Regions from separate parts of the Homo sapiens genome. Here regions 2 and 3 are each linked to region 1. Evidence: chromatin loops called from intact Hi-C (ENCODE). Cell type or tissue: heart right ventricle. All regions are shown on one strand. Links, peaks and the distances in the headings refer to the core of each region. The heading gives the core; the rest is flanking DNA.

The links. Hi-C counts contacts between places; a loop is a spot of excess contacts. Peaks named below come from ENCODE experiments on the same cell type or tissue, not always from the same donor. Only the 100,000 strongest peaks of a DNase experiment are listed, where the experiment ranks them.
Region 2: a loop joins it to region 1, with 19 times the contacts of the local background. A loop is called at or near these places in 56 of 110 quality-filtered maps.
Region 3: it touches region 1 in a loop (2.1-fold over the local background); 2 of 110 quality-filtered maps call a loop at or near these places.

The regions. Positions count from the first base shown.
Region 1 is chr11:44,535,286-44,542,632 of GRCh38, forward strand. It overlaps the pseudogene RPL7AP79. Among named protein-coding and RNA genes, the nearest start is that of CD82, 27 kb to the right of the region's middle. RefSeq lists enhancers at 1-138, 139-661, 4,510-5,116 and a silencer at 3,340-3,399. In heart right ventricle, for the core only: a CTCF peak has its summit at 3,378 (motif pointing left); DNase peaks (open chromatin) are centred at 3,112 and 3,346; H3K4me3 peaks cover 374 bases.
Region 2 is chr11:44,108,136-44,113,135 of GRCh38, forward strand. It overlaps EXT2 (exostosin glycosyltransferase 2), which reads left to right. Exons shown (of 14, transcript NM_207122.2): 2 at 1-113; 3 at 1,059-1,148. Among named protein-coding and RNA genes, the nearest start is that of EXT2, 15 kb to the left of the region's middle. RefSeq lists an enhancer at 2,312-2,391. In heart right ventricle, for the core only: a CTCF peak has its summit at 2,256 (motif pointing right); DNase peaks (open chromatin) are centred at 2,286 and 4,525; H3K27ac peaks cover 1,193 bases.
Region 3 is chr11:44,434,417-44,441,763 of GRCh38, forward strand. No RefSeq gene overlaps it. Among named protein-coding and RNA genes, the nearest start is that of CD82, 130 kb to the right of the region's middle. In heart right ventricle, for the core only: a CTCF peak has its summit at 2,769; a DNase peak (open chromatin) is centred at 2,965; H3K27ac peaks cover 1,727 bases.

The DNA of each region.
Region 1 (7,347 bases), core at 1,213-6,212:
GGCGGGGCTGGGTTTTAGCCGTACTGAAACCTTGCTGTCCCGTTCAGAGGCCAGGCCTGGTGGGTATGTAGGAAGGTAACTAAATAGCCTGCAAGCCGATTGGGCACAGCTAATTCCCAAGGCAGCTGCGAGATGGCAGAATTCCAGTGAGGACAGGAGAAGCCGGCAGAAGTCTGGGCAGGGCAGGAGGACCCTCAACGCTCACCCCGGGCTAGGCCAATGGGTGGTACAACTCCTGGGGGCGCTCCTTGTGTTGCCTTCCATGAAATGGTACCTGCTGGGGTTGTGCAATGCTCAGCCTTGCCTGGGGTCCCGAGTTTTGGGTTGCCTCGTGGTGCTGTCCAGGAAGGGGGAGCTAAGCTATGTCTAACGTGGACCCCTGCCTATAGCAAAAGGGCTTCCTAAAAGGCCAGGCACTGGAACTGGCCTGGGCTGGGGCTGAAGGCTGGCTTTACTGTGTCCCAACTGTATGACCTTGGGCTAACTGCTTAAATCTTTCTGTGCCTCGGTTTCCCCATCTGTAAAATGGGGACAGATTAAATGAGCTAATACAAAAAAGTGCTTAGAATAGGGACTGGATTGTCAGTCCTCAATACATGTTAGCTTTCATAATAAATGCTGTTGTGGTCATTATTATTATTTTCCTTGGCCAGTGAGTTGGAGAAGGAGTTTGGTTCAGGAGGGACATGATGTAGTGAGGACAGGCAGAGATGGGAGTGGGAGATGGACACCACCTGTGTCTGGCCCCGAGCTGGACACAGGGAGCAAGTGATGAGGCCTGCAGGAAAAGCTCAGCCAGAGAATGTTATGATGCAGAAGAGGGAGGAGGGGCAGCCCACAAGGACTCAGGAAAGCTCCGGGATGACCTGTAATCCCAGCACTTTGGGAGACCAAGGTAGGCAGATCACTTGAGGTCAGGAGTTCGAAACCAGCCTGGCCAACATGGTGAAACCCCGTCTCTACCAAAAACGCACAAAATTAGCCAGGCATGGTGGCGGGTGCCTGTAGTCCCAGCTACTCAGGAGGCTGAGGCAGGAGAATTGCTTGAGCCCGAGAGGCAGAAGTTGCAGTGAGCCGAGGTCATGCCACTGCACTCCAGCCTGGGCAACAAGAGCAAGACTCCGTCTCAAAAAAAAAAAAAAAAAAAAGAGATAGAGAGAGAAAAGAAAGGATCTAGCAATATGTATGTAAGGTGCTGGGTGCTTATACATTTTATCTCATTTAATATTCACGTGTTGAGGACATTTAATATTGTTGATGATTATATTCCTATCATCAACGACTGTTATTATCCCTGTTAGGGATGAAGAGACTGAGGGTCACAAAGGGGAAGTAATTTTCTCAAGGTCACGCAGCTGGGAGGTGGTGGAGACAGGAGTAGAACCGTCACCCACCCTGCGGGTTACCATCCGCGGGTGGGAAGGGTGGGTGCGCTGGGCTGAGAACTGGGGCAGGTCTCCTCCGGGCTCTGCCTCTGTGTTGCTGTGTGATCTCGACTCGGAGCTTCTTGCCCCTCTTCTGTGGAATGAAAGGGGAGCGAAGGAGGAGGGTGTCTGAGGGGCGAGAGATGAGCCTGGAAGAGAAGCAAGGGCGGGCAGGGGGGGCTGTGACCTCAGCAGGCGGGGTGAGGTCCCAGCTCAGGAGCATCCTGGGAGCTCTGGTGGACCTGGCCTGGAGCTAATTAGCTGCTGGGAGGGGAAGTGCAAGGGCGGCGACCTTGTGGGGCGGGCCAGCCTCCCGCTGGCCCTGACACTAAGCCCAGCACCCACGAACATCTGGCCCGCTTTCATGCAGGCCTGGAGAGAGGCTCTGTCTGAGGGTCAGAGGTGGGGTGCAGATTGTCAGGGAGGACCTAGCTCTGCCCTGGGAGTTATGGGACCTTGGACCAGTTTCCCCATCCATCCCGGTGATAGATGAAGCCGGCAGCCCCCTCCGTGGGCCCCCTTCCAAACCTCACATTCCCTGGGCCTGTGAGTGTGGGGAGAGGTCAGGGAGATAGGACATCCCTGGAGGCCTAGGGATGTGGGGCGAGGCCTGTGGGAGGACAGCTGAGGTGAACCGGGAAGAGGACTGCAGTGTCATGAAGACTTGTGCTTAGAAAGAGCCTTGTAGGTCCGGGTGCGGTGGCTCACGCCTATAATCCCAGCACTTTGGGAGGCCAAGGCGGGTGGATCACCAGGTCAGGAGTTCGAGACCAGCCTGACCAACATGGAGAAACCCCATCTCCACTAAAAATACAAAAAATCCATAGCCGGGTGTGGTGGCGCATCCCTGTAGTCCCAGCTACTCAGGAGGCTGAGGCAGGAGAATTGCTTGAACTCAGGAGGCGGAGGTTGCAGTAAGCCGAGATCACGCTACTGCACTCCAGCCTGGGTGACCGAGTGAGACTCCCTCTCAAAAAAAGAGCCTTGGAGAGCTAGCCCATGGTTTGAGCCACTTAGGATCACCACAGTGGAGGGGTGGCCAAGGGAGTGAGGTCCTTGTCCTGTCATCCTAGGCTCCAACGGCTTTCTTTGTCTGCCTCCGTGTCTGTCTTCCCCACTGGGTGTGGCAGAGTCAGGCCTCTACTGCTAAGCCTGAAAATGCCCGACTCAGGCCAGCCCCATTTGACAGAGAGAAAGGCCCAGAGAGGGGAAGGGACTTGCTTGAGCCACAGCCAAGGAGGCTGAGGGGACTGCGGTGACAGAGGAGCGCCACCTCCATCTCCCTATCCATGTAACTCCAGCGCGTCTGCCTCTGAGGAAAAGAGACCTGCAGCCTACCCGGATGTGCTCATGCCAGCGCAGAAGAGTGTGTCCAAGGTGTGGTCTCCCTGGACCACTGGCTCTCCTGGCATCTTCCGTAGGAACCTACGCAGCTCCATGTGTTCTTCACTCCTGGTTTCTCCCTTCTCAGAATTCCAGGCTGCTGAGTTTTTCATTTCGCCGTCCCTCAGAGAGGCAGAATCCGTGTGTTGGGGAAGTCTGGAGATGCCCCTGGACTTCCCTGGGAGGTGCAACTTAAAAACAAAGAAACAAAACCGCAAATCCAACGCCTATCAACTGTCAGGTGTGGCCTGACAACATCCCGATGTCCCGTCGTAGCAGGATTGCCCCCGCTTTGGAGGGGAGGAAACCAAGGCTCAGAGAGGAAATGGGCGCTCCTGGTGTCCCCCGCTGGGAGTAGAACTCAAGCCTGGAGGCTCCAAGCAGCCTGTGGCCTGCTCTGGTGAGGTTTTTCGCACCTCTCCCAGGGCCTCCTTCCTCCCCGACGCAGAACAACTCGGATCTGCTGGTCCCACGGCGTCCTCAGGTCTCATCGGACCGTCAGTGGGCCTGGACAGCAGTGAGCAGGGCCCAGACGGCCGTTTCAGAGACAAGGGCGACACCTGCTGGAGATAAGTGAGCACGACATGCTAAGGCCAGGGGCGCATTCACTGCCTGGCTTCCTTTCTCCCTTGATGGGTGTTTATTGAAGGCCTGCTAGATGCAGCATCTCCAAGGTGTCAGAGACACTGAATGAAACCTGGTCTTTACCCCACAAGAGATTCCCAGCCAAATATAGAAGGTGCATAGCAATAATTGCAATGTAAAGTATGAAAACCAATGGTTTTCACTTTTTCCCCGCTTTTAATCAGTGGAAATAAATTCCTGTGTGAAAATGTAGTTAATAGGCCAGGTGCAGTGACTCACACCTGTAATCCCGACACTTTGGGAGGCCAAGGCAGAAGGATTGCTGGAGCTCAGGAGTTTGAGACCAGCCTGGCAACACAGCGAAACTGCGTCTCGACCAAAAATACAAAAGTTGGCGGAGTGTGGTGGCATGCACTTATGGTCCCAGCTACTCCAGAGGCTGAGGTGGGAGGATTGTTTGAGCCTTGGAGGTCAAAGCTGCAGTGAGCTGAGATTGCGCCACTGCACCCCAGCCTGGGTGACAGAGTGAGACCCTGTCACCAAGAAAACCAAAAGCAAAATCAAAAAAAGTAATTGACAATAGTAGCCAACACTTAGCGAGCACTTACTGTGTGCTAGGCATGGTCCTGAGCGCCTTATTTGAATGAACTCATTTATTCCTCCCAACAACCCTTAGGAGGCAGGTACAACATTAGCTTCGCTTTACAGATGAGGAGACTAATGATCAAAGAATGCGAGTAACCTGGCCAGGGTCATGAAGCTTGAAAGATGCAGAGTCAGGTTTTGAATGCAGGCCGCCTGGCTTTGAAGCCTTGACCTTCATCTCAAGGTTATGGGACTGCCTCTCTGTACACCTGGTACAAGTAAGGCTTCTCTGGCAGTAGGGGTTGGGGGGATGTGAAGTTAGGAACCACACTTGCTCTGCCCATCCCCCACCTCCTCTGGATTCCTAAGGAACCATCAAAAGCTGCCGACCCCAGTGTGGAAATCAGTGCATGCATGACATCGATAGGTCTTAAGCAGGGAAGAGGGAAAATTCTTTTTGAAGGAGAATTTGTATCATTTTAATGATTTTTATGTACAGAAAATGAAAGTGTACATTTAACCCAGTTAAGTGGCAAGTTCTTTAACCTTTGCCTTTTCCAACTTGGCAATGCAAGCCATAGATTTGGGACCCAGGATATTGCCTCCCCAGTGACGACGGATATCATCATATCTGTCGTTGTAATTAGTCCTGACAGCTTCCACCAGCTTCATCAAAACTCCTTTGTCTTCTGAGTTAACCTGTGTGAAGGCAACAGTGGTGCAGGTCTTCCTGTGGACTGGACGTTCCAGTCTTGCCTTCCCCTTGATAATGCAATCAGAGACCCACATTTTACAATGCAGGGCAGGCAGGAAGACAACAAGCTCGATGGGATCCTCGTCATGTCAAGTGCTACTCAAAATGGTTAGGCCCATTGTCTCCAAGCTACCTGCTGAGAGGTGATCGGCCTAGCATGCACACTCTTCTCTGCGGGAAGCAGCAGGCTGGCAACCAAACGTCTGTTCACATGCAGTCATCACTGGCTGAGCCTTCTTGTTCTCCACCAAGGGGTAACGGTGTTGACTCCTGCTTGAAGGACAGGTAGTCTCTTAGTGAGGATGTCCCCTTTGCTGTCAGCTTTCTTCTCAGCCTGGGCCAACAGCCTCTGCTTCTACTCTTGCTTTGTCTCTGGTCTGTATTTGTGGGTCAGCTTAGGCAGCTGAGTAGCTGGTGGTCCAGGTCCTGGGTGAACTGGTTAATCACAGGGGGCACTTTCAGCCACTTATAGAGGATGGCTCTCTGCCGCTGCAACCTGATATAGCAGGGCCATTTCACAAAGCGGCTGAGGTCACTTTTGGGCTGGATGTCCAGTGCCAAAATTCTTAGGCCTTTTCTTAACAGAGGGGATTCACCACTTTCTTGGTCTCCTGCTTCTCCATGACAGCAGGGGCCGGGGCCACTTTCTTCCCCCTGCGCTTCTTTCCTCTTGGCATCTTGGGAAGGTGGAGGAGCAGAAGAAAATAGATTTATGTGTTGCAATGGTTACTCTAGGGGTGGAGCAAGGAACTCAAACCAGAAGCTGTGATCAGATTTGGGAGGTGAACTGGGGAGGGAGTAGAGGGCACAAGAGCAGAGGAGGAAGGATGATCTGTGTTCACTGAGGAGATCACGTGGTCATAAGCTTGATTTTTAACTTACTTGGAGTGAGGTATGTGTCTAATTTGTCTCTTGAGCCAATCAATTTATTCACAGCCATTTGTAGAACATCTACTATTCACTGTTCTCAATGCTGGGGACACAGTGGGAAACAAGGACATAGGTCCTGCTTTTATGAGGCTTACACTCTTGTTGTGGGAGGGGGTCTAATAATGACCTAATAAGTAAATAAGATGAAGATGGTGATAAATATCATAGGGCAGATAAAGCAAAGCAATGTGCTGAGAGAGGCCAACCCAGCTGGTTTGAATTCTTACGCTGCCACTGGCTGTGCAGATCTAGGAACTGAGTGTTTCTGGCAGAGGGAATGGCAGATGCAAAGGCCCCGAGGTGGGAAGGTGCTTGGGGCATTAGAGAAACAGAAAGTGTGACTGAAGCATGAGAGGAGAGGAGGTCAGACAACTAGGCGGGGGTTAGAGCACATGCCTAGAGAAAAAAAAAAAAGCTTTGATTTTTGTCCAGGGCAATAAAACACTGTAGGAAAGTTTGGGGCAGAAACATGATAAGGTCTGATTTGCATTTGTAAAGTATCACTCTGACTGCTGAGAGGAGAAGGATTGTAGGGTGGCAAGAGTGAAAGCCAGGCTAAGTGTGGTGGCTCACGCCCATAATCCCAGCATTTTGGCAGATCCAGGTGAGAAGATCACTCAAGGCCAGGAGACCATCCTGGGCAACATAGCAAGACCCTGTCTCTAAAAAAAAAAAAAAAAAATTATCTGGGTGTGGTGGCACGTTTGTAGTTCCAGCTACTCAGGAGGCTGAGGTGGGAGGATCACTTGAGCCCAGGAGTTGGAGGCTGGCTGCGGTAAGCCGTGATCACACCACTGTACTCCTGCCCAGACAACAGAGTGAGACCTTATCTCCAAAAATAAAAAATAAAAATAAAAAAGACTGAAACCAGGGAGTTGAGTTGTCCAGTTAGGAGATGATTGCATTAAGCCAGGAGGGCGATGACGGTGACTTGGAACAAAAGGGTGGAAGGAGGCAGATCAAAAGCATTGGAAGGTAGAGGTGGCTGGGCTTACTGAAGGGCTGGAAATCGGGGTGGATGGGGAAGATATGTCAAAGGAAGGAACCAAGGGTATGTCCTAGAATTTGCACCGTGGATGAATGGTGCTGTGACTTACTTAGATGAGGATGACAGGAGGAACAGGTGTGGGGCAGATGCTAAAGGGAAGAAGAGTTCCACATGTGGTTGCATGAGAAGAGATGAGACATAAAAATGCATATATGAGTCCAGGAACTGTTGAACAGATCAGATCTGGAATTATAAATCTAGCTGTCATCTCATGAAGAAAAGGTGATCCATGACCAGGGAGAAGTGATTCACAATTCTATATCCAGCCATAAAAAGAGCTCCCATCGATATCGCTATTAACACCACCAATGTCAATGCCATTCTTGCATTACCATTGTTGTCATCAGGATCACCACCATCATCAGCAACACAATCATCACTATCACCACCACCACCATCATTATCATCACCATAATGACCTCTCATTACCTCACCATCACACTTCACCATTCTTCTCATCACTACAGTCATCACTCCCATCATCACTGTAGCAACCAGCATCTGCATCATCATCGCTATAGCAACCGCCACCTCCATCGTCATCACCATAGCAACCATCTCCATCATCACCACCATAGCAAACACCATTACCATCCTCATCACCATAGCAACCACATAATTCTCATCAGATACCATCA
Region 2 (5,000 bases), core at 1-5,000, 430 kb before region 1:
TACTACACTGATGACATCAACCGGGCCTGTCTGTTTGTTCCCTCCATCGATGTGCTTAACCAGAACACACTGCGCATCAAGGAGACAGCACAAGCGATGGCCCAGCTCTCTAGGTATCTCACACTCATACAGCCCAGCCCCCAGGAGATACTTGAGTGGCCCTCAGGGAACTAAAGGGAAGGGAAGGATGGGAATGCTTCTGCTCTTGAGTTGGTTTCCCGATGCTGTCTTCTTGCAGGACGGGGTGTGTTGGAGGGACTGACTTGCAGCATGAGGCCTGTGTGGCAGCATCTGCCTGTGTGCCCGTGAAGAGTAGTCTGCCATCTCCGGCACTACTGCTGTGGGTTCCCAGCCTCTTAGAGTTTCCAAACTAAGCGTGGCTCTTCTTCATTTATTCTTCCTTTTAAATCTAAATATGCTACCACCTCCTCGTAGCACTTACATAATACACATTCACTGTAAGAAATCTGAAAATACAGGTAAGCAAAAAGAAGAATCTAAGATTCATTCTGAAATCCTTCCTCTAAGAGATAAACATTATTAATATTTTGATGTTACTAAAAATACACATACACATCTGTATATAAATGTTTTGTTCCAAATGGGATCACACAGTACATACTCTTTTGCTTTTTCCCTTAATATATCATGAATATATTTCCAAATTATGACATAATTTTATGTTCTTTTACTATATAACTTTAAGGGTTGCATAGTATTCCATTTTGCAGATGTTCTACCATATATTTAACCAGGCTTCTCTAATGTATTTTGTGTTTCTTTAACCAAATGGTGAACATTTGGGTAGTTTTCAACTTTTCATTATTAGAAGCAGGTCTGTATGGGACAAGCTTGAAGTACACGTGCGTTCATTTTTCCCTGTCATGGAGCCAGACTTGTGTCTGATGTGCTGTTGGGATTTCCAGGAGTTTGCTTTGCATACCTGAGAAGCGGCCCTATTTGGGCTTGGGGATCCTTGATAGTTGTTGTCTAGTAACTGACTCTTGTCTTTTCATAGTTGACACATTAATTCTCCTACATTTTAAATTTCTTGACAGGTGGGATCGAGGTACGAATCACCTGTTGTTCAACATGTTGCCTGGAGGTCCCCCAGATTATAACACAGCCCTGGATGTCCCCAGAGACAGGTAGGAGGCATATTTGGGGCTGTCCTTATGATGGGTTCAAGATCATTTTGTTCATGTGAAATTATATTCCTAAATCTACCACATACTTTGTAATCAGAATTGTTTATTAAACTAGAAAATTGTCATAAGTATTTTCCTCCTGAAGATTTAGAAGTGCTTAAATCTTTTATGGAAAACCAGTTAGGGCTTATGTCCTGGCATAGCCTCTAAAACTGTTTTCCCACTCTGGATTGTGCACTTCTGAGTGTAACACATCCAGCCCCCAAAAGTGTGACAGGCTTGTGCTAGCTCTCTCTGAATTCGGGAGCATTTGCCACAAGTAGATGCACAGCTTACTGAGAGAAGGTAGCGTGGATATGTAAAAGCGATACCCAAAGCCTATAATGTAGAGGGTAATGGGGGCACGCTGATTCTCATTTACTTTCTGTTGTTTCAATCAGTAGGGTTCTTTCTGTCCGTTCCTCCCTCCCTCCCTGCCTGCCTGCCTTCATTATTCGCCCCTCTTGCCTTTCGTTCCTTCCAGAAAAACCTTCCAAATAGGCAGATGTGGTATGGGGTGGCCATGACTGCCTGAGAGTGACTTTGAGTTCACTCACTGTATTTATCTGCCCTTTCATCACTGACTGAAAGATTTTGGTATGAGCTTTCTTGGAAAGCTCTGGTATGAGGTGCTACTTAAGGGACCTCTCTTAGTGCTGGGTTCAAGGCTTTGAGGAAAGTAGAAAGTTGGGGCGCAATATATAAGCGTCGCGGGCAATGCTCAAGGTATAGAATTGTTAACAGTTCACCTAAACTTGTTTATCACCAGTCTTATTACAGTTGGTGTTTAACTCTTAAACTCATTGTTAACTGAAAAGGTAACAGCCTGAGGTATTAGCCTGAGAACAGCCTGAGGCTAGTTCTCAACTTGTTAGAGGCTAACATTATCATTTATGAAAATCGACACTTAGTATTCCTTTTCCCCAGAAGATTAAATCTAAACCTTCTTTGCATTAAGTGATTATCTAAAGTCAGTTTTGAGTTTCTGTCTGGAAATATAATTATAACTACACAAGACAAACACTCCAGGACCACCCTTCAGCTTTGGTGTAGAGACCGTTTTGGACGATAGAGGGCAGTCCGGGTGCACAAATGCTGTAGGAAGTGGCTGAACACAGGGTAATTCCGGATTTGGCTCTCAGCCCCAGAGAAGGTGTGCCTGTTCCTGAGTGGGCTACTGTTTTATGGATTTGGTTGTTCTGGGGAAGTGAAATAACTTTGGAGAACAGAGAAGGGAAGGAAAAGAGCTGTTAGGAATGCAGAGTCTCCATCTCCAGTTCTGGATTTTTTTTCAGAAGGGCTTCTTTCTGTTTGGGTCATTTCACTTTTTGCTGACATTTTGGTATATGCATCTGCATGGGAGTTGGATTTTATTTTTATCAAGTGCACATGTTAAATGCGATTTCATTTGTCTGCAGGAAGGTGTCAAGTAGACAGGAGAAAGTGTGAGTACATGCCAGTGTTTAGGTGTTAGGATCAGGAAGGTTAAATAGTTTTTCCTATGCATGTATTTTTGTAAGTGATTATAGCCAATCCTATAGCAGGTAATGAATCACCATCTAGTCCTTTATCTTTGCATGTGGGAAATTTCATTTTGAAACTTAGGTGGCCTTCTTGTTGGGGTAAGGAATAGTAGATTTGTTTGTTAATTTTTCTTATCCTTCATCCTTGCTCCTGGATTCAAAGGAGGCAAGAACTGTGAATGCAGAATGGTTTTACAGGAGCTGCATGTCAGATTGTTTGGAAATTAGAAAACAGATGGGCTAGATTAGACTGCTTTAAGATCTCCTAAAGTTCAAAAGCATAGGTGTGATTACTTAAAAATTATTTTACTTAAGGAAATACAGTACAAGGACCTGGACTGAAGGGAAATGTCTGCTCAGTGAATTTTTTTTAATGCTGCTTAAATGTTTTTATTTCTCTTTCAATTAAAAAAAAATCCATACACATGATACATATATACTTTGTGCAAGGGTCGAACAGCATGCAAGTGTATAAAGAGTAAAACGTAAAAACCTGCTTTGATTCCCTCCTCTGTTTTCACTCCCTTCCTGAAAGATACTTATATTAAAATATGATGTGTTTTTCTAGTCTTTTTTCTATGGATTTAGACACAAGCACACATACAAACCAATTTTATTTTAACTTGAGTAGGAGCATATTTCATGACTTATACATCTTTTAATGACTTAACTGATGTTAGTTTTCTCAGATGTGTTCTGTAATACCGTTACTACCTTGGATTTCTTATCCTTTCTTTGCAAATATCTCTCACACATTTCTACTTTTATGTGGGTGTTTATTTATTTACTTAAACTTGTTATGGAAAATTTCACACCTATATAAAGAAGCGAGACTAGTACAGTGAACACCACATATCCTCTGTCCAGCTTCGATCATTATCTTGAGGCCCGTCTTGTTTCATCCTTACTCTCATCTACCTCCACCTCCGCTAGATTATCTAGAAACAAATGCCAGACATCAGATCCTTGCATCTGTAAATATTGTGTGAATCTCTGCATGATACAGCCTTTTCAAAAAATGTAACTAACTATAATACTATTATCATACCTAAGAAAATTAACAATAATTTTTCCATATCACCAAATAGTCACTAAATATCTAGCCTTTGCTCATGTTTACCTGTCTCACAAATATTGTTTTACAGTTTGTTTGACTCAGTGAACAAATAAGGATGACCGATAGAATCGGTCTGCTTTTTTGGGTTTTGTTTTGTGCAAAACCTGAAGCTTTATATTTGAGGAATTTGCAGGCCTGATTCCATGCATGGTTTAAAGGAAAGCAAAGGACAAACTTGCAGCCTCACTGTGTTTAGGCACTGCGAATACTTAGATAGCAGGAGGAGAACTGTGAGAAAACATGCAGAACACTGGGTTAGGGAGGGTGGAGAATACAAGGCCGTGGAGAGGAAGGCTCAGTGTCAGAGGAGACGTCCCAGAATCAGGCAGCCCTGCAAAGTGCTAAAAATGCTGGAGAGCGCCTCCAGTGATTATAATACTTGGCCTGACCTGAGTCAGATCATCATATTAATACTTCTTTAGCTGCAGGTTTTCTTTTCAGTCTCTTGCAGCTTTGGAACTAATCTCTGATTTGGGGATACATAATGGGAAAACAGAATGTGCTGTTCAGAAATTCACTTTTCAGTCAATGTAAACCATGTGTTCTGTAAAGCAAGGGATGCTTACAATATTTTCTCCATTATAATGTAATGGAGACCTTGGCAGAAGAAGATACAGTGCCTTAGAGTGCATGCCAGTAGCAGGGCTGGCATGAGGCCAGTTTGACTAATTGCAGTCGTGGCTCTTTTTGAGATGACAAACAGACTGCATGTGGATGATCTTCAGCGTAAGGCATGCTTCTGATTGCTGCTTTCCTACTGCCAGTGCTGAACATTCACCTTAACCCCCCTGGAACAGAATAACAAGTTTGGGGCCCCGGGGACAGAATAACAGTAAAGGTTGATGTGATATACAACTGCTTCCTTTCTCTGCACATACACACCCACTTCTCCTCTGGGGCTGTGAGTGTAATAGCCTAATCACCCACGACCCTGGCTTACCTGGACTGCCTGGTGCCTGAATATTGCATCCATGTCTGCTTCTCTGCACATAGGCCATGGGGCCCATAGAGTCTGCTTGCCATCATGGTCATGGAACCTGCCCAAGTTCATGTTGGATGGTTTCAGTGCTGCATGATAATCAGGAAAAATAAGACCGTATGTTGGTACTAAGGATAGTTATTACATTTTACAGAGTAGACCGGCAGCTGGAGAAGTTTTTAGCCTGCAGGTTA
Region 3 (7,347 bases), core at 889-5,888, 100 kb before region 1:
ACACTCACCTCCCTCTACCCATCCAGGTCTCTCCATTCTGGTATACCTTCCACTACTCCCCAACCCAGTCTCACTGTTTGTGCATATGCCGAGCTGTTGGGCTCCATCACTCCTTCTTTTTAGAGACTAATTGACACCCATCCTTTCTTCAGTTCTCAGCTAGGTCTTTGCTTCCCCAGGAAAGACTTCTGGGACTAAGCCAAATGTTTCCTTTATTCTCCCCTCGACATTAAATTTCTGTTTTTTGAAGCAGTTATCACAAGAGTCTTTCTACATTTGTGTGTGTGCTTACTTCATTAACTTCTGTCTCTTCCATTAGACTGTGAGTTTCAGAAGGCAAGGACCACATCTGTTTGCTGTCACCATTAAATTCTCAATGCCTTATACAGTAGTGGAAATAAAGTATGCACTTGGGAATAATTGGCGAATGAATCAATGAGTCAATAAGCACGGAGGTTGGTTTCTCTTGTTCAAGTCATTGGTTGTGAACGACCCTACAGAGTTCTTTATGAAAGAGCAGATGGATCCTGCCTAAGTAAACAGGTGTTCCAAAGGCAGGTGGCTATTTGTACTGCTGGCCAGCAGCCAGATCCACGACATCTCCTGGGGATAAGGGGTGAAGCCAAGTTGAGGACCAGCTCCTGGTCATCTGTCAGGTGGGATAATCATGGTGCCCATTCATGGGGCTGCTGAGATTAAATGGGAAGCGATGTGTATGATGTTTTGTGCAGTGCCCAGCACAGAACAAGCGCTCAATGTGTATGTATATCTGTTCTTTCAGGGTCTTCTTTTTTTCATTTTTATTTTTTTGAGATGGAGTCTTGCTCTGTCTCCAGGCTGGAGTGCAGTGGCGCGATCTCAGCTCACTGCAATCTCCGCCTCCTGGGTTCAACTGATTCCCCTGCCTCAGCCTCCGGAGTAGCTGGGACTACAGGCATGCACCACCATGCCCAGCTAATTTTTTGTATTTTTAGTAGAGACAGGGTTTCACCATGTTGGCCAGGATGCTCTCGATCTCCTGACCTCATGATCCACCCACCTCAGCCTCCCAAAGTGCTGGGATTACAGGTGTGAGCCACCGTGCCCAGCCAGTATCTTCTTCTTTGTGTTGACTGCCAATGTACTCCCCTTCCCACTTCTGCTGGGGAAATCTGGAGGTCAAGACTGTAAACCTGAATTTGTATACACCTGTCTTCTTTTTGATTTTGAGATGGTCTCACTCTGTTACCCCGGCTGGAGTGCAGTGGCGTGATCTCAGCTCATTGCAACCTCCTCCTCCTGGGTTTAACCAATTCTCCAGCCTCAGCCTCTACACTAGCTGGGACTACAAGTGTGCACCACCATGCCTGGCTAATTTTTGTATTTTTTGGTAGAGATGGGGTTTTATCATGTTGGCCAGGCTGGTCTCAAATTCCTGACCTCAAGCTATCAACCTGCCTCGGCCTCTGAAAGTGCTGGGATTACAGGTGTAAGCCAAAGCACCCGGCCTCTTCTTTCTTACATATTTTGTGAGCCAGGGTTCTTGTTGGCTCCTTTCAGTGGTGGCATACTGAGAGTACAGTCTAGTTGCTGTAATAAAGAGAACCCTAGATACAGTGGCTTAAACAACCTGGAACTTCATTACTCTCTCATGTTAACAGTCCAGGGCTGGTGAGACAGCTTTGCCATCCTCAACACGTGACTCCCAGTAGTGGCCCCATGGTGGCTCTTCTGATTCTAGTCACCTCCCAGACACAGTGGTGGAAGGAGGGCAGACAGTGAGGACACACAGGCCCAGCCCTTTGAAAGGGAAGACTCAGAAGGGAACTTTTCACCTTTGCTTGTGTCCTGTTGGCCAGAACTTTGTCATGTGGTCAGGTTTAGTTGAAAGGAGGCTGGGAACAATGTAGTCTTGTTTCTGGTTACAACAATATCCCTACAGGAAAAGGGAGGAATGGAGAAGAGGGGACAACTCAGAGTCTGCCACCAGCACCAGAACTGCCCTCAAGGGCTGGGTTACCTCTTGGTCCCTTGTTGAGCCCTGGTGTTACACACAGGGCATGGCACATAGTAACCTCCTATGAATGTTGGGGAAATGAATGCATGAGTGAATAAACGGCTGAGGGAACAGAATCCAGAGAAAGCCCTCATCAAAGTGCTTGAGAAAATAAATACACAGATTGCCTACTTCTTCCCTAAATTCCACCTGTGTGACCTTGGGCAAGTTGCTTAAACTCTCCAAACCTCCATTGCTTCATCTCTAACATGGGGATAATAATAGCACCTTGCTCATAAGGCTGTTTGAGGAGTACGTTAGTTCATAAGTGTAAAGTGCTTAGAATAGTGCCTAGTACATGGTGTGCACTCAATAAATGATGGGTACAAATACTGTTATTTTAATATTATTACAAATAGTGCTATTGATGTACCAGCTCTCTCTTGGAAGATTCCACATCTCACGGGGTGCCGCATTATCCAGGGGTGTTTTCCTGTACAAGGGATGACCTTGAGAACTGCCATGGTAGCAGGAGGCCCCAGTTTCATCACCTGCCCCTTGAAAGGTCCTGTGCATACTTGGAAAGACCATCAGATTTAGTCGAATGAACTCTAGCACAAGTCCCAACTCTCCCATTTAATTATTGTGATTTTTAAGCAACAAACAAGACCTCTCTGAGCACAGCTCTCTTCAAAAGGAAGATGCTAATCACTCCCCATTGCTAGAAGGTTTCATGACACACTGCAGCTCCTTAGCTAAGGGCTTCTCCCCAGACAGTCCACCTCTGCCCCTACTGGAGAAGGAGTCTGTGAGGGGATTCTGGCCCTGGAATTGCAAGACACCTGACCCCACCTCCTCTGTGTGCTCAGCTGCCAAGACCTTGCCATTTCTGAAAACAATCGAACATTTCAGGAAAAGTGACTGTGGCCAAGTTGCTAATGTCCAGCAGCCATCAGAATCTGGCAGGCTCTCCCCACCTCCTGAATGGAGATGGTTTCCTTCCTGCCATTGCTAATGTTCCCTGCTCTGGGTGTGGGTAGGAGAAGTGGGAACCACATAATAAGGATTTGAAAATAGCTACTAGCCCACAGCAAGAAGTGGTTTCCACTTCACAGTGGACCAATTGCCTGATAGCAGGGAAGGGTGGTTGGTAGTTTCTGGGTCTGAGCTGGGCATCTGGGTTTAAATCCTAACACTATGGCCTGGTGCAGTGGCTCACACCTGTAATCCTAGCACTTTGGGAGGCCGAGGCAAGCAGATCACTTGAGGCCAGGAGTTCGAGACCTGCCTGACGAGTGTGGTGAAACCCCATTTCTACTAAAAATACAAAAATTGGCTGGGCATGGTGGTGTGCACCTGTAATCCCAGCTACCTGGGAGGCTGAGGCATGAGAATCGCTTGAATCTGGGCAGCAGAGGCTGCAGTAAGCTGAGATTGCAACACTGCACTCCAGCCTGGGTGACAGAGTGAGACTCTGTCTCAAAAATAAAATAAGACAGAGATTCAACAGACTTAAACATTCCTGCCTGCTGACTCTGAAGAGAGCAGCAGATCTCCTAGCACAGTGCTCAAGCTCTGCTAAGGGACAGACTGCCTCCTAAGTGGGTCACTGACCCCCATACCTCCTGACTGGGAGACATCTCCCAGCAGAGGTCAACAGGCACCTCATACAGGAGAGCTCCAGCTGGCATCTGGTGGGTGCCCCTCTGGGACGAAGCTTCCAGAGGAAGGAACAGGCAGCAATCTCTGCTGTTTTGCAGCCTCCACTAGTGATAATCAGGCAAACAGGGTATGGAGTGGACCTCCAGCAAATTCCAGCAGACCTGCAGCAGAGGGGCCTGACTGTTAGAAGGAAAACTAACAAACAGAAAGGAATAGCATCAATATCAACAAAAAGGACATCCACTCAGAAACTCCATCCAAAGGTCACCAGCATCAAAGACCAAAGGTAGATAAATCCATGAAGATGAGGAAAAACCAGCACAAAAAGGCTGAAAACTCCAAAAACCAGAATGCCTCTTCTCCAAAGATCACGACTCCTCGACAGCAAGGGAACAAAACTGGACAGAGAATGAGTTTGACAAATTGACAGAAGTAGGCTTCAGAAGGTGGGTAATAACAAACTAATCGGAGCTAAAGGAGCATGTTCTAACCCAATGCAAGGAAGCTAAGAACCTTGAAAAAAGGTTAGATGAATTGCTAACTAGAATAACCAGTTTAGAGAACAACATAAATGACGCGATGGAGCTGAAAAACACAGCACGAGAACTTTGTGAAGCATACACAAGTATCAATAGCTGAATCGATCAAGTGGAACAAAGGATATCAGAGACTGAAGATCAACTTAATGAAATAAAGCATGCAGACAAGATTAGAGAAAAAAGAGTGAAAAGGAATAAACAAAGCCTCCAAGAAATTGGGACTATGTGAAAAGACCAAACCTATGTTTGACTGGTGTACCTGAAAGTGACGGGGAGAATGGAACCAAATTGGAAAACACTCTTCAGAATATTATCCAGGAGAACTTCCCCACCTAGCAAGACAGGACAATATTCAAATTCAGGAAATACAGAGAATGCCACAAAGATACTCCTTGAGAAGAGCAACCCCAAGACACATAATCATCAGATTCACTGAGGTTGAAATGAAGGAAAAAATGTTAAGGGCAGCCAGAGAGAAAGGTCGGGTTACCCACAAAGGGAAGCCCATCAGACTAAGAGCGGATCTCTCTGCAGAAACCCTACAAGCCAGAGGAGAGTGGGGGCCAATATTCAATATTCTTAAAGATTTTTCAACCCAGAATTTCATATCCTGCCAAACTAAGCTTCATAAGTGAAGAAGAAATAAAATCGTTTACAGACAAGCAAATACTGAGAGATTTTGTCACCACCAGGCCTGCCTTACTAGAGCTCCTGTAGGAAGCACTATACATGGAAAGGAACAACCGGTACCAACCACTGCAAAAACATACCAAATTGTAAAGACCATTGACACTATAAAGAAACTGTATCAACTAATGAGCAAAATAACCAGCTAGCATCATAATGGCAGGATCAAATTCACACATAACAATATTCACCTTAAATGTAAACAGGATAAATGCCCCAATTAAAAGACAGACTGGCAAATTGGATAAAGAGTCAAGACCAATCAGTGTGCTGTATTCAGGAGACCCATCTCATGTGCAAAGACACACATAGGCTCAAAATAAAAGGATGGAGGAATATTTACCAAGCAAATGGAAAGCAAAAAAAAAGCAGGGGTTGCAATCCTAGTCTCTCATAAAACAGACTTTAAACCAACAAAAATCAAAAAAGACAAAAAAGGGCATTACATAATGGTAAAGGGATCAATGCAACAAGAAGAGCTAACTACCCTAAATATATATGCACCCAATACAGGAGCACCCAGATTCATAAAGCAAGTTCTTAGAGACCTACAAAGAGAATTAAACCCCCACACAATAATAGTGAGAGACTTTAACACCCCACTGTCCATATTAGACAGATCAATGAGACAGAAAATTAAAAAGGATATTCAGGACGTGAACTCAGCTCTGGACCAAGTGGACCTATTAGACATCTACAGAACTCTTCACCCCAAATCAACAGAATATACATTCTTCTCATCACACTTATTCCAAAATTGACCACATAATTGGAAGTAAAACACTCCTCAGCTAATGGAAAAGAATGGAAATAATAGTCTATCAGACCCCGTGCAATCAAATTAGAACTCAGGATTAAGAAACTCACTCAAAACCACACAACTACATGGAAACTGAACAACCTGCTTCTGAATGACTACTGGGTACATAACGAAATTAAGGCAGAAATAAAAATGTTCTTTGAATCCAATGAGAACAAAGACACAACATACCAGAATCCCTGGGACACAGCTAAAGCAGTGCTTAGAGGGAAATTTATAGTACTAAATGCCCACAGGAGAAAGCAGGAAAGATCTAAAATTGACACCCTAACATCTCAATTAAAAGAACTAGAGAAGCAAGAACAAACAAATTCAAAAGCTAGCAGAAGACTAGAAATAACTCAGATCAGAGCAGAACTGAAGGAGATAGAGACACAAAAAACCCTTCAAAAAATCGATGAATCCAGTAGCTGGTTTTTTGAAAAGATCAACAGAATAGATAGACCACTAGCCAGACTAATAAAGAAGAAAAGAGAGAAGAATCGAATAGATGCAATAAAAAATGATAAAGGGGATATCACCATTGATCCCATAGAAATACAAACTACCACCATCAGAGAATACTATAAACACCTCTACACAAATAAACTAGAAAATCTAGAAGAAATGGATAAATTCCTGGACACATACACCCTCCCAAGACTAAACCATAAAGAAGTAGAATCCCTGAATAGACCAATAACAAGTTCTGAAATGGAGGCAGTAATTAATAGCCTACCAACCAAAAAAAGCTCATAACCAGATGGATTCACAGCCAAATTCTACCAGAGGTACAAAGAGGAGCTGGTACCATTCCTTCTGAATTTATTCCAAACAATAGAAAATGAGGGACTCCTCCCTAACTCATTTTATGAGGCCAGGATCATCCTGATACCAAAACCTGGCAGAGGCACAACAAAAAAAGAATATTTCAGCCAATATCCCTGATGAACATCGATGCAAAAATTCCTCAATAAAATACTGGTAAACCGAATCCAGCAGCACATCAAAAAGCTTATCTACCATGATCAAGTCAGCTTCATCCCTCAGATGCAAGGCTGGTTCAACATAAGCAAATCAATAAACGTAATCCAAACAGAACCAATGACAAAAACCACATGATTATCTCAATAGATGCAGAAAAGGCCTTCAATAAAATTCAACACCACTTCATGCTAAAAACTCTCAATAAACTAGGTATTGATGGAACATATCTCAAAATAATAGAGCTATTTATGACAAACCCACAGCCAATATCATACTGAATGGGCAAAAGCTGGAAGCATTCCCTTTGAAAACCAGCACAAGACAAGGATGCTCTTTCTCATCACTCCCATTCAACACAGTATTGGAAGTTCTGGCAATCAGGCAAGAGAAAGAAATAAAGGGTATTCAAATAGGAAGAGAGGAAGTCAAATTGTCTCTGTTTGCAGATGACATGACTGTATATTTAGAAAACCCCATTGTCTCAGCCCAAAATCTCCTTAAGCTGATAAACAGCTTCAGCAAAGTCTCAGGATACAAAATCAATGTGCAAAAATCACAATCATTCCTATCCACCAATAATAGACAAACAGAGAGCCAAATCATGAGTCAACTCCCATTCACAATTGCTACAAAGAGAATAAAATACCTAGGAATCCAACTTACAAGGTACGTGAAGGACCTCTTCAAGGAGAACTACA